2 separate regions of the Homo sapiens genome follow, and region 1 is linked to region 2. Evidence: read pairs that join two places in POLR2A ChIA-PET (ENCODE). Cell type or tissue: HepG2. All regions are shown on one strand. Each heading gives the region's core, and the rest is flanking DNA. Links, peaks and the distances in the headings are about the cores only.

The links. Peaks named below come from ENCODE experiments on the same cell type or tissue, not always from the same donor. Only the 100,000 strongest peaks of a DNase experiment are listed, where the experiment ranks them.
Region 1: POLR2A ChIA-PET joins it to region 2 with 5 read pairs; 3 of 35 experiments call an interaction of 5 or more read pairs at or near these places.

Annotation. Positions count from the first base shown.
Region 1 is chr2:106,270,988-106,273,899 of GRCh38, forward strand. No RefSeq gene overlaps it. Among named protein-coding and RNA genes, the nearest start is that of UXS1, 78 kb to the left of the region's middle. RefSeq lists a silencer at 1,450-1,509. In HepG2, for the core only: no CTCF peak of the experiment used is centred there; a DNase peak (open chromatin) is centred at 1,604.
Region 2 is chr2:106,125,587-106,128,498 of GRCh38, forward strand. UXS1 (UDP-glucuronate decarboxylase 1) reads right to left here. Exons shown (of 15, transcript NM_001253875.2): 8 at 34-93. Among named protein-coding and RNA genes, the nearest start is that of ECRG4, 61 kb to the left of the region's middle. In HepG2, for the core only: no CTCF peak of the experiment used is centred there; DNase peaks (open chromatin) are centred at 1,525 and 1,885; H3K4me3 peaks cover 1,312 bases.

The DNA of each region.
Region 1 (2,912 bases), core at 147-2,646, 150 kb after region 2:
TTCCCACCTTCCCTCCTTATCCTGGGAAACCTGTACTTCTATCCATTCCAAATCAAAGTGCAACGCTTCTACCTCCCCGCAACACACATAACATACACCACACACCAGCTCCTCTTGTTGACGAGGAAGTGAGACCACTTTTGTATGAGGAAATGTGGTCATTTTTATCCAGATGCCAGGTGTACCCCTGGTCCTAGGTAGAAACTGAGCTCCTTCCAGCCTTAGAGGCTTCTGTGAACTGCCCACACACTTGCACAGCTGGCCTTGCCCTGCCCTGGCAGACAGAGGGACCTTGCCCACCTTCTCCTAAAGCCACCCTTGCCCAGCTCTGACTGGAAGGGGCTCTGAGGCAGCGTCTGTGTTCCCTCACATATCCCGATGTTACAGCAGAGGCTCTCAACCCCATGCCAGCTTTAAAAATCCCCAATGCATTTCTGAAAAGAAAACAAACTGCTTTTCTTTACTCTCACACAATACTGCTGATGCCAAATGTGTATTTTTCCCCTCACATTAAGCAATTCTGACACTAAATATCCGGGGTTAGTGCAGACCCCACAAGCTAAGGGCTCAGTCCTACAAGACTGCCCTCACTTCAGACACCAGTCACAATCCTAAGAGCTACCCACAATCCTAACCAACTGACTGTCAATCACAACCCTCTCCTTGGGTTCCATAATTTGCTAGGATGACTTATAGAACTCAAGAAATCACTTTACTTACTATTGGTGGTTCATTACAAGGAATACAACTGAGGAACAGCCGAATGGAAGAGATGGACACGGCAAGGGTGAGGGGTGGGCACTGCAAAGCTTCCAGGCCCTCTCTGGGTACAACAACCTCCCAGCACCTCAATGTGGTCATCAACCTGGAAATTCCCAAACACCCTTTGTTTGTGGTTTTTTATGGCAGCTTCATTACATAGGGACGATTGATTAGATCATTGACCACAGGTGATTAAGTCAGTCTCCAATCCTCCTCCCCTCCTTGGAGGACCAGGGGATAGGGCTGAAAGTTCCCAACCTCTCATCACCAGCGGGATGCTGGGGCAACCAGCCCCCATCCTCCAAGAGTCAGCTCATTAGCATTAGCAGCTCCAGATGTTTGAAAGAGGCTTATTATGAATAATAAAAGATATTCCTCTAAACTTTATCACTCAGGAAATTCCATTCTAAGGGTTTTAGGAGCTCTGTTCCTGGAAATGGGGACAAAGACCAAATACATATTTCTTATTATATCACAATATCAACCTTTCATTCACCAAACATCAATTAAATCAGTGTAAGGAATGGAGAAGTTCTTCAAAGTTTCTTAAAACCATAAAGAGCTTGTCATTTCTTTGCACTATGCATATCTATATATGTTCCAATGCAACTGCTCTGACTTGACCTGGCGTGCCTGGGCAGGGTTAAGTGAGCCCCAGACCATAGTACATGCCATTCCTTATTTGGAAACCCTCCTGACCCTCTCATGACTAGCTTCCTCTTTTCTTTGTCCTCTTTCCCCTTTGCCTATTTAGAAAAGTTTCAAGCTGTTAGCCAATTGGGTCAAGCTTAGAATGTGAGGTCCTGTTCCAGCCAATGCAAACGGGCACAGCCATAGGATGATTGCATCAGGTTACAAAGATTATAAGTGTCCCCCTCTCCTTTGTTCAGGTGTGCTCTCGTGGTAAGGCTGTTAGCGAGCAGCACGCTTTCTGCAGAAAGTAAACTAGCCTTGCTGAGAGATCCTTTGTCTCAGTGTTGATTGTGCGACACTGAGCACCTGTTTCCCACAATTAGAATTTCGGGATGTGGAACCCAGAAATCAGTGGTTGTTTTATTTATTAATTTATTAATTTATTAATCTATTTATTTGCTCAGCCAAATAGATCCCATTTGTAGTCAAAGTTGGGAGCCACAGCCTTGGAGTAATGGGCTGTTTTCATTTACGATGCTTTCCGCTTGGAGAAATGGAAAACCTCAGGTGAACAGTTTAAACAATAATTTCCAGCCAGGTGCGGTGGCTCATGCCTGTAATCCCAGCACTTTGGGAGGCCAAGGTGGGTGTATTATGAGGACAGGAGTTCAAGACCAGCCTGGCCAAGATGGTGAAACCCCATCTCTACTGAAACTACAAAAATTAGCCAGGTGCGGTGGCAGGCACCTGTAATCCCAGCTACTTGGGAAGCTGAGGCAGGAGAATTGCTTGAACCTGGGCAGCAGAGATTGCAGTGAGCTGAGATCGCGCCACTGTACTCCAGCCCAGGCAACAGAGTAAGACTTTGTCTCAACAAAAAAAAAAAAAAAAAGAATTTCCTTGCCTTCTATAACAAATAGTCCAGAGATGGAGCAGTTGCAGGGGTTGCTTACCTCTAGGATGCGACAGTGTCACTGAGGACCCAGGCTCCCCCATCTCTGCCGAGGCATCTTCCCATCACCGGTGCCTCCTCAGGCTGTGCCCCCAGCTCCTGGTATCACATCCTTGCACAGCCAGGTCCCCAGGCAGAAAAGGCATCCCCCGGAGGACAGAGCTAGGCTCTCAGAGCAAGGGGAGAGAACAGTGGCTGCCATACCACCCCAGGCCTCCTCACCACCTTCTGGGAGTCTCTTTCTGTACTCGTCACCTGGCCTAGCTCTTTTCAGTGATATCATTAGTTTATCTGAAACTCATTTTGATATTTTGATCCTTTTCGCCTCAGATTATTCTAAGATCATAGCAAGACTCGCTGAGCTCCGTGAAGACTGAACTACAAACTGGGATGGCATGAAACAATGGGATTCATGAGAGAGCTAGTGGGTTGGAAGAAAGGTGTGGTTTCTTTTTTATTATACACTTTTATTTATTTATATATATATTTTTTGAGATGGAGTCTAGCTCTGCCACTCAGGCTACAGTGCAGTGGTGTAATCTTGGCTCATTGCAACCTCCGCCTC
Region 2 (2,912 bases), core at 202-2,701:
AGTGAACATCTCCTGAGAGAGCCTCCTACTCACCTCCATACACCTCCGATGTGGAGGCCAGGAGCAGACGGGCACCGACTCGTTTTGCCAGCCCTACAGAAAGCAATGACATGATAAAAGAGACTGAATTTACATGTGCAGGCACATTTTTTGCTGGCCAATTTAAGCAATGTTTTAGTATTAAAGACATTTAATTATCTATCCAATTATCTACCCTTACTGCGTCTGCTTTGGCACCAAAATAAACAAAACAAATACAGTAAGAAAAACATAAATGGATTCTCAGAAGGCCAGTATTTTGTTGAATACTTGTCATAAGCAGGGCCAAACGCAGAATCTGTTAGTTTGATAAAGTGTGATTTGAGGAGTTTCGTGAAGACTCCTCTGCCCCCAAATATTACCCCATATTTTACTGGGTAACTTTCCCTTGGTTGGCAGAAGGCAAGGCCCTTTTCTCCTTAACTTCCACAATGGTCAGCTTGCCACTTCCTGAACATCTCCTGGGCTCTTCTAACTGCCCATGCCACCCTGTCTGGGTAACTCTCCACTCATTCTTCTTCCTCCTATGCGGTTCAGCTTACACAGCACCTTTTCCAAAGCAACTGTCACATTCCTCAATTCTGCTCTGAACCCCTTTCCTGGACTGACCACTCACATGTAACTGACCAGAACATCATTATCTATGGTGGTCAAGTAAGTATGGAAAGTCTTCCAAACTCATTCACAGAGTCCCAGTGTACAGTGGTTCACTACAGGATCCAAGAACCCCCCTGACCGTCACTAACCCTGTACTTAAGACAGGCGACATACCCCACCCCCAATCGCCACTACACTAGAGGGGGGCTGTGCTGGACACCCCTCAGCTCTGCCCCCCCACCAACAGCAGGGGCCAACACATGCCCACGAAGCACTGCTAGGAGGGTGAGACGAGCCAGGCACATGCAACCTATGTGCGCTTCTGGGTGAGGCTGGGTGGGGTGGTAGGATTCTAGCGTGCAGCAGCCAGGGGTATCAGTGTGTCAGACAATGTAGTAGCTTCAAAATGAAGGACTCTGAGATCTTTTTCTTCCTGATTAAATTTTTTGAGATATTTGTACATTCAAATTCAATTGTACAAAGTAGTATAGGGACCTTATGTATCTTTTACCCAGATTCCCCCAATGCTAAAATTTGCAAAACTAGATTGTGCCACAATCAGGACATTGACATTGATATGATCAGTGACTATTTCCACTGAAACGGACATTCCATTGATAAAAGTGATAGAGCATTTCCATCTCCACCAGGATCCCTCACAGGGCCCTTCTACAGCCTCTCCTCGCTCCCTCCCACCTGCTGACCCCTGGCAACCACTAACCAATTCTCCATGTCTATAATTGTGTCATTTCAAGGATGATACACAAATGGAACACGGCCTCTTAGGACTGAATTTTTTCATGGAGCATATTTCCCTCAAAATCTATCCAAGCTGCAGTGTGTATCAAAGTTCCTTCCTAATCTATTGCTGTGTAGAATTCCCGGGGATATATGTATGCACTGCCGTTAATCATTCACCTATGATAGGACATTCTGGTTGCTTCTCATTTTTGACCTCTACAAGTAAAGCTGCTATGAACATTCACACAGGTTTTCATGTGAACATAAATTTTCATTTCTCTGGGAGAAATGCCCAAGAATACAATTACTGAGTCTTACAGTAGATGCATACTTAGTTTTTTAAGAAAGCGTCAAACTGTTTTCCAGAGTAACTATACATTTTATATTCCCCCCTACCTGAGTTCTTTCTAGTTTATAGTTTTCTCTGAACTTTGGTCACAAACACACATCACAAATGCAATGTGTTATATTTCAAAAACAACTGAGTTTAAAGATTTTGAAACTAAGACTATTTCTGTAGCACTTTCATGGAATGACTCACGCAGGATCTACAGAGACAACTGTCAGGGAGTGAAGCCAAGGGAGCTATCCTGCTGCTGTAGTGTCTGGGGGTTACGAAAAACTTTCATCAGAGAAAGAACTCTAGCACAGGGTCTGGGAGGTGGGCAAGTTACATAGAGGAAAGGGCCTCACCAGGAAAAAGCCAGGCAAAGTTCATGGCATCTTGTCTCAAGTGCAAGATGGCTAATGACAGCGCCTCTCGGTTCAGAATACAAAGTCCAATTTGGGTTTCTTTCCAGCCTACCAATGGTCTCCCTTTGCCTTTTGTATCTCTCCTGGAAGACTCTTTACCATTCCTGCAAGGCCTCCACATTCAATCTCAGTCATAGCTCAAGCCCTAGCTCGAGTCATTTTTGCCTTTAACTCTAACAGCACTTTGCTGAGGCCTCTCTTTGGGAGACTTTCCTTTCCTACTAGGTATCATCGACGCTTGTGCCCGTTCAGCAGCCCCCAACCCCCATAGGGCACCAAGTGCAGAAGAGCCTGAGGGTAACCCCATCTGAATCTGCCCCAGTGACAGGACCCACGGGCACAGTGACTGCATCCCCCGAGTAGGAAGAATAAACGGAATCTCCCTAAACACCAAGTGCATGATCTTTTCCTCTATGGTCTAGTTCTGGTATGATGGAGGGGGGCGGGACAGAGAGAGTGTAGGAGGGGTAGGCGCTTGTGATGGCAAGAAGAGGGCATCACGCACACCTCTAAGCAGAAGCAGCAGCACCCTGTTCTGTCTGGTGACCAGAGCAGGAGACGGTAACAAAGAAGATAAAGCTCTTTCCAGATAGGAAGAATGAATCATCTTACTCCAAACAACCTGTCCCCTGTGATGGTTCATTTTATGTGTCAACTTAGGCCACAGGATGCCCAGGTATCTGGTTGAACATTATGTCCGGGGGTATCTGTGAAGGTGTTTCCGGAAGAGAGGATAATTTGAATGTGTAGACTGCGTAGAACACATGGCCCTCCCCAACGTG